Regions from separate parts of the Homo sapiens genome. Here region 1 is linked to region 2. A link is a contact called in ENCODE Hi-C or POLR2A ChIA-PET data. All regions are on one chromosome and are shown on one strand. Each heading gives the region's core, a stretch centred on a gene start or an enhancer-like site at or near the end of the contact. The rest is flanking DNA. Distances are from core to core; before and after follow the strand shown. Region 1 holds the start of RPL38 (ribosomal protein L38). Region 2 overlaps CDC42EP4 (CDC42 effector protein 4).

Region 1 (3,289 bases), core at 585-3,084, 910 kb after region 2:
TTAAAAATAAAAAGAGTGGTGCGCATGTATGAAAAGTTAAACACCTCCACGCAGCCTACGGAGAAGTGATTGCAAGGAACCACTGTATGAGCGGCAAGCAACATAAGTCAAGGGTGAAGGGTCCTGCCTGAAAAAGGGGAGGCGGGAGCTGAGCTCGGAAGGACCAGTGGCACTTGGCATCAGAGTGGACAGCAGAGCAAATACCTGGAGGGCAGAAAGTGCCCAAAAGTGCCCCTCGGCTTGGCTGAAAGGGTGGTTGCTTGTGGAGGAGCAGTGGGGTAGAAAAGACCAGAAAGGCATCGCCTGAGATGGGAAGGGCTGGCAAAGCCGGGCTCTGAGGTATGGGAAAATCCTTCTCAGGTCAGAGCTGAAGCACTCGTGCTTCTCAGATCGGATCCGACCTTCAGACATCTAAAATTAGGCTTCTGCCAATTAACTTTTCCCACTGCTAGAACCCCGACACATTTACAGTTGCAGAGACATCGTTCAGCTTCTTTAAAAGACTCTTCAGTGTTATTACAATATTTTTGTGATCTCTCTGCAGCAAGGTCTATTGGTTCCTGTATCTCCAGCACCCCCAGGAAGGTGCTCAGCCTGAGCTTGTTAATGGAAGGGCAGGAGGGAGGAAGAAAGGAAGGTTAAGTTAAATAAGTTCTAAGTAAAGCTCATGGCAAAGTGTTCTTTCCCTTCAGGAGGGCCGCTCTGTAATAATAAGCACGAAGCAATTACATTCTGCCGTGTGGTTATTAAATTTTGGGGAAACAAATATAATAAAATGTAGACATTTGTAGGGAGGTTGGAGATAAAATAAAAATGGAGGATAAAAATAAAATCGATAACCGCAGGTTGCTCAGAGTCTAACCTAAAGGATGTTAGGGGGAGAAAGGAACGCTGCCCTCCCCAGGCTTCCCAAGCCTCCCCAGGAAGTGGCCGGAGCCTGGGCTGGGGAATCTGCCCAGCAGGGGTTCAACTCCTGAGTCCACCTCTCCCCTCTGGGGCCGCGGTGAGACCCCGCAAGAGCAGGAGCACTCCCACTCACCATCAGCCCTAGGGGTGAGACACTTAGCCAGGGGCAGCGCTGCGACAGCTTTTGGAAGTATTATTATTATTATCATTATTGCTAGAGATGGGGGGGGGGAGGTCTTACTAGGTTGCCCAGGCTGCTCTCGAACTCCTGGCCTCAAGCGATCCGCCTGCCTCGGCCTCCCCCAGTGCTGGGGTTATAAGCGTGAGCCACCGCGCCCGGCCTTAACTTGCTTTCATTGTACACCAATTCCTAAGGGAATTGGAAGCAGCAAGCAGGAACGCTCCCTCTTATGGAAAGAAGAGCCCAGGGCCCTGGTCATGACAGGTTCAGGTGCCAAAAAGGAGACGGGAAGAAAACGTGAGGCGCCAGAACAACAGGTTCTACAAGGTGCACACGAGGGTCCCTGCCATTGAATGAAGAATTTTCTGTGTGGATGCCCCTGCGCAGGTCCAATGAAAGCCGTGGAGAATAAGCGTTAGCTCTTCAAACTGAATCTGAGCTAAAACCTAGCAAAGCCAGGCTGGGGTCTGAGGGGTTGCGGGGGAAGACAGGAAGGGGTGGACGGGGAAGAGGCGGGGGTCCTAGGAGGAAGGGATGGGGAGGAGCGAGAGGAGGGAGGCGGAGGGAGGGCGGCAGCCAGGATGGTCCATTCCATTCTTGGAGCTGCACTGTTGACTTCGACCACAAGGGGGCAGGGCTGCTGAAATTGGAAGTGCGAACGCCTACATGAGTCTTGATCCTCGGCAGGCACCGTACCCAGTTTCCTCCGTTGGGAGGGTTTAACTGCCCGGAAACGGAAGTCTCGTTCTTTTTCGTCCTTTTCCCCGGTTGCTGCTTGCTGTGAGTGTCTCTAGGGTGATACGTGGGTGAGAAAGGTAATCTGGGGCAATCCACTGCCAGGTGAAATCTGGGGACCCCAGGTCCGCGTGGAGGGTGTCGGGGAGGAGAAGGGGAGTGCGATGGGGCCGATATTTCGGGGGAGAGCGGGAAAACGGGGTTCGCTGCCAGCCCCCGCGCCGTGTTAACGCCGAGGACTGTTTCCCGCAGGTCCTGGTCCGCGCCAGAGCCCAGCGCGCCTCGTCGCCATGGTGAGTACAGTCCCTGCCTGGCGCCTTCCCGGGGTGGGCTCGTGGGGCCCCGGGGCGAGGGCGAGAGAGCCTCCCAAGGATCTCCTGAGGCCGGGAGAAGCTGGTGGACTGGGCCATCGCCGGGAGACGTGTCTCTTTCCTCTCTGTTCACCCGCTTCCTTTGTGTTGCAGCCTCGGAAAATTGAGGAAATCAAGGACTTCCTGCTCACAGCCCGACGAAAGGATGCCAAATGTAAGTGGTTGCTCCGAAGGTTCAAGAAGAGCGGTGCCTAGCCTGGCACCGCTCCGGGAGCGTCTTCCCCGGAATGTCAGGCAGGAGACGGTTAGGCCGTCTGGGTGTGTGCCTGGCCCTCTGGGAGCAGTGGTTTCATCCTGTTTCCCATGAGAAAGACCTGTGGGGGGCACGTTGAGGCCCTGGAATTTCTAGGACCATCTTTAGCTAATCGCGATCATCTCAGAGGCCGCCCTGAGTTCAGTTTTCTTTCGTATAATATAGTAAATTGTCGGAACGGAATCTCCACTCCGCGAAAGCCTCAAAACACACGTCCCATAAACACTGTTTAGGTTCTCTGCAGTTGTGCAAAATCTTAACACAAAATCCATTTTGTAATAAAGTGCTGGATATTTGCATGTAATGTATCGAGCACGGCACACTGTGTAGTATGGTCGTTTACCTCGTGATCCTGTGGTCGCTGGCCAGTGTCAGAAGGTATCATACCTATCTAATCCAGAAAAATATTTAAAAAAATTTTTTTTTTTCTTTGAGACAGTCTGGCTCTGTCGCCCAGGCTGGATTGCAGTGGTGCGATCTTGGCTCACTGCAATTACCGCCTCCCAGGTTCAAGCGATCCCCCTGCCTCAAAGTAGCTGGGCGCGCCACCATGCCTAGCTGATTTTTGTGTTTTTGGTAGAGACAGAGTTTCACCATGTTGGCCAGGCTGGTCTCGAACTCCTAACCTCAGATGATCCACCTGCCTCCGCCTCCCAGAGTGCTGGGATTACAGGTGTGAGCCACTGTGCCCCGCCAAGATCAAAATTTGAAGCAGGGCTTCTACTGAATGTATATCGCATTACCACCATTGTAAAGTCACAGAGTTTAAGTTGGACTGTCATAGGTCTGTTTCCCAGCTTGTACATACAGGGGAAAGAAGGTGATTAATGAAAAACCTTAAAC
Region 2 (3,426 bases), core at 815-3,314:
AATAAACCAGTAAAAGAAAAAAAACCACCAAAAAGCCACATCTTTATTTACAAAAGCAAACGCAGGCTGGGTTTGGCCCATGGACTGTAGTTTGCTGACTCCTGAATATCATATATGACCCTCTTGGCCAGCCATGGGCTCCTAGGCAAAACTCTGAAGAAAACAGGAAGGGAGGAAGGGAGGGAGGGAGGAAGGGAGGGAGGAAGGGAGGGGAAGGAAAGGAAGGAAGGAAAGGAAATAAGGAAAGAAAAAAAGAAAGAGAGAAAGAAAAAGAAAGGAAAGAAGGAAAGGAAAGGAAGAGAAGAAAGGAAGAAAGGAAAAGAAAAGCAAGGAAGGAAAGAAAGAGAAAAAGAAGCAGCAGAAGAAAAGAAAAAGAAAAAGAGAAGGTAGACTCTGCCTCAGTCACGTTGGGCATAGAAGGGAAAAAGGCCAAGCTTCAAACGAACTCTCGTTCCTGGCAAATCCTTCAGGCTTCTACTGCCACCAGCAGGGACACCAGTCAGGAACGGAGGGGACCCCATCTTCCACCTGCCTGCACCCCGACTCCTGGCTCTACGCACAGCATCCAGGAATCTCAAAGAACTGGAGGGGATATTCAGTGCAGCACTTTCACTTTATGGATGAGGAAACAAGTTTATTGAAGGAAAGTGATTTATCCAGGTTTTTAGCCCAAAGCAACAGAGCTGGGCTAGAAACTGGGTCTTTGAGTCCAGAGCTCTCTCCGCTCCACTCCAGGCCCTTCTCCAGCTCTGGCGGCGGCATTGCTGGTCAGTGACCACCGACCACTGAGTGCTCCTCCCCACTGCTGGCCGGCAGGGTACAGAGAAGGGGGTACCCAACAGCTGCTTCAAGAAGGTTCTTGTGTAATCCTAGAGCAGGTTCCACACTGTTGCTATTTGGGCCAGATAATTTCTCATCGGGAGGTGGACCTGCCCTGTGCACTGTAGGATATTCAGCAGCATCCCTGGTCTCTACCCATTAGATGCCAGTAGCATCCACCCCCCAGTCACAACAAGCAAAACTGTCTCAAGATATTGCCCAATGTCCCCCAGGAGGCAAAACTGCCCCAGTTGAGAAACAGCAGCCTTGAGTGAGAACACACAGGTGAAGATAGAGCAGGTATGCTCACCAGGTAAACAACAAAGACAGAGAAGCAGGGAGGCGGGTGTGGATGGTCAGAACCGGGTGAGAACATGGCGGCACGAGCCCCCAGAGCTGCGTTAAGGGTTTCAACGCCAAGGCAGGAACCCCCAGACCCTGTGAGTGATGTCAGGTCCTGTGGTTTCCCGATCTTATACGCTCATTAGAGAGGAAAGAAAGGGAAACCACAGACCCGGCTCCCCAGGACTCACCAGAGAAGCTGCAGGTCACTGTGGCTGCCCAAAGGGACCAAATATCCTGGCCATGATGGCTACAGGGGAGGACAGCTCCCCGCATCCCATTAGCCACACCACCCAGCACATCCTTGCGGGTAGAACTATTGAGGTAGGTCAGAGGGGACAGCAGGGAAACTCAGCTGAAATCACGGCCATCCTGGGCTAGCCCTGGGGTCCCCAGGATCTTGTTCAACCCCACACCCCAGAAAGACAGGGACAGGTCTACCCAGTGCTGCCTGCTGCCACGGTCTCGCTTCCTGGGGGGTTGGGAACGAGACTTTGTGGCTTGTAGAAAGCCATCTTCAATAACCAGCAAGGAAGGGTCCTGAGAGAGTTGGGGCCTAGAGGGAGTCACGCATCTGTCCCACTGCCCCAGCGAGGAGGGGGCTGCAGTACCTGGCAGTCCACACTGGGGATGAGGCCTGGGTGTCTGGAGCTCAGACTAGACAGGCCACCCAGCAGGATTGAGGGTCAGCAACAGCTTGGTTTCACCAGCCTTGAGTGACCTTGAGTCACTCTGAGCTTCTAACAGAGAACAGTTTGGAGGTGACGAGCTGGATCATAGAGTTTAAGAGAAAGTAGGTGGTGGGAGTCTCGCCAGAGGCCTGGGCAGGTCCTGGGGGCAGCTATGGTTTGGGAGGCCACAGGGCATTGTGGCTTTGGGCGGGGCTTTCAGAAGCATGGTGACTCAGCTCTGGGGAAGTGGCTAAAATAGGCTGCCCAACGTGGGGCAGGCACTCCCCATAGCCTGCCTTGGGCGGGACACCCCCACCCCACCCCAGAAACCACATCCCACTTTCTTGGCAGGGAGAGGGAAAATGGATCACAGCTCACAGCCCTCCCTAGCTCTCCTGAGCCTCCGGAGGAACAGATTCCTCTACCCTCAGCCCACTGACCACGGAACCTTCCTTTAAGGTGGGAACGAGGAGCCCTCCCCAGAAGGTCAGGCCCCTGCTTGGGTCACAGCAACCACACCTTTAGTTCAGCCCTGTTCCTGAGACTACGGAAGACCACCCTTGCCTGGACCCCTCGCCTATCCTCCCTGGCCCTCCCAGCTTGGCCAGCCCAGCAGACCCAGAGCAGAAGGACAGACGGGACCAACACTTCTCACTCCAAGTGACCGGGCAGTGGCCTGTCCCTGGCAGCTTGGCTTGAGGCAGGCGCCAGACCTGAGCTCTCATGGGGCAGCTAGGCAGGCCTCGCTCTCTGAAGCTGCCCTGCGGTTCACCCCGGTATACAGGGTACACAACATGCCTCAATGCCCACTGCCACTGCCTCCGCCACTGCTGCTGGGCAGCATGCCCTCTGCAGGGCCTTCCCCTAGCTGTTCTAACCAACCACCCGATGCCAGGTCCAGGCAATGTGGCCGAATAGCAGAGGGCTTTTAGTGCACGATGACTTTAGTTGTGACCTGGATCGGCTACAAGAGGCTTTGTTCCATTACTCATCATCCAGTCACTCACTCCATGACTTCCTGCAGACCCACTGATATTCACAAACTCTTCTAGGCCCTGGAGATAGAGCAGTGAAAATAGCACGCTGTTTTCCCAGGGCACGTGTGTAGTGTGAGTGTGGGGGGTGGGGGTGGGGAATGGAGGTGTAAACCTATAAATAAAATAAATGGTATCTCATATTCCTCAGTATAAGGAGGGAAAGGGGTGGTATGAGTGGGTGTGGGAGTCAGGGGGTCTGGGGGAGGCCCCTCTTGAGGAAGGAGCATCATGAGTTGAGAACCAAATGATGAGAAGGAACCAGCCGGGTCAGAAGCGACCCAGGCAGAGGGAACGGCGCGTGCAAACGCCGGGGTATAGGAACAGGCTTGTGGCATTTATGGAATAGAATAAAAATCCATGCAGCCAGGGCCCAGGTTACATAGAGCCCTCCCTACCAGGCCACATAAAGAGTTCTGTTTTGTTTTTAGTTTTTATTACAGGCACCTGCCATCATGCCCAGTTAATTTTTGAATTTTTTGGAGAGACCAGGTTTCACCATGTTGGCTAGGCTGGTCCTGAACTCCTGACTTCAGGTGATCTGCCCGCCTCGGCCTCCC

Evidence for each region. Hi-C counts contacts between places; a loop is a spot of excess contacts on that map. ChIA-PET counts read pairs that join two places held with the same protein, here RNA polymerase II (POLR2A). Pooled maps may share reads with other maps.
Region 1: a loop to region 2 is called in a pooled map, with 3 times the contacts of the local background. The contact joins the promoter of RPL38 here to the enhancer-like site in region 2. A Hi-C loop is called at or near these places in 1 of 168 maps with a recorded cell type or tissue (PC-3) and 5 of 50 pooled maps. POLR2A ChIA-PET finds 5 or more read pairs at or near these places in 2 of 52 experiments (HCT116 and Panc1).

Annotation. Positions count from the first base shown.
Region 1 is chr17:74,201,844-74,205,132 of GRCh38, forward strand. It overlaps RPL38 (ribosomal protein L38), which reads left to right and starts at 1,835. Exons shown (of 5, transcript NM_000999.4): 1 at 1,835-1,902; 2 at 2,075-2,115; 3 at 2,287-2,347. The coding sequence starts at 2,113. RefSeq lists enhancers at 1,071-1,574, 2,583-3,087, 3,088-3,289.
Region 2 is chr17:73,289,552-73,292,977 of GRCh38, forward strand. The region is part of intron 1 of CDC42EP4 (CDC42 effector protein 4); the gene reads right to left. Among named protein-coding and RNA genes, the nearest start is that of CDC42EP4, 21 kb to the right of the region's middle. RefSeq lists enhancers at 1,375-1,594, 1,885-1,964, 1,939-2,233, 2,217-3,098, 2,365-2,434. Within about 2 kb of position 2,065, at least 32 of the 41 ENCODE cell types and tissues checked have a DNase peak (open chromatin) inside an H3K27ac peak, as active enhancers do; they include HCT116 and PC-3, where a contact is called at or near this core.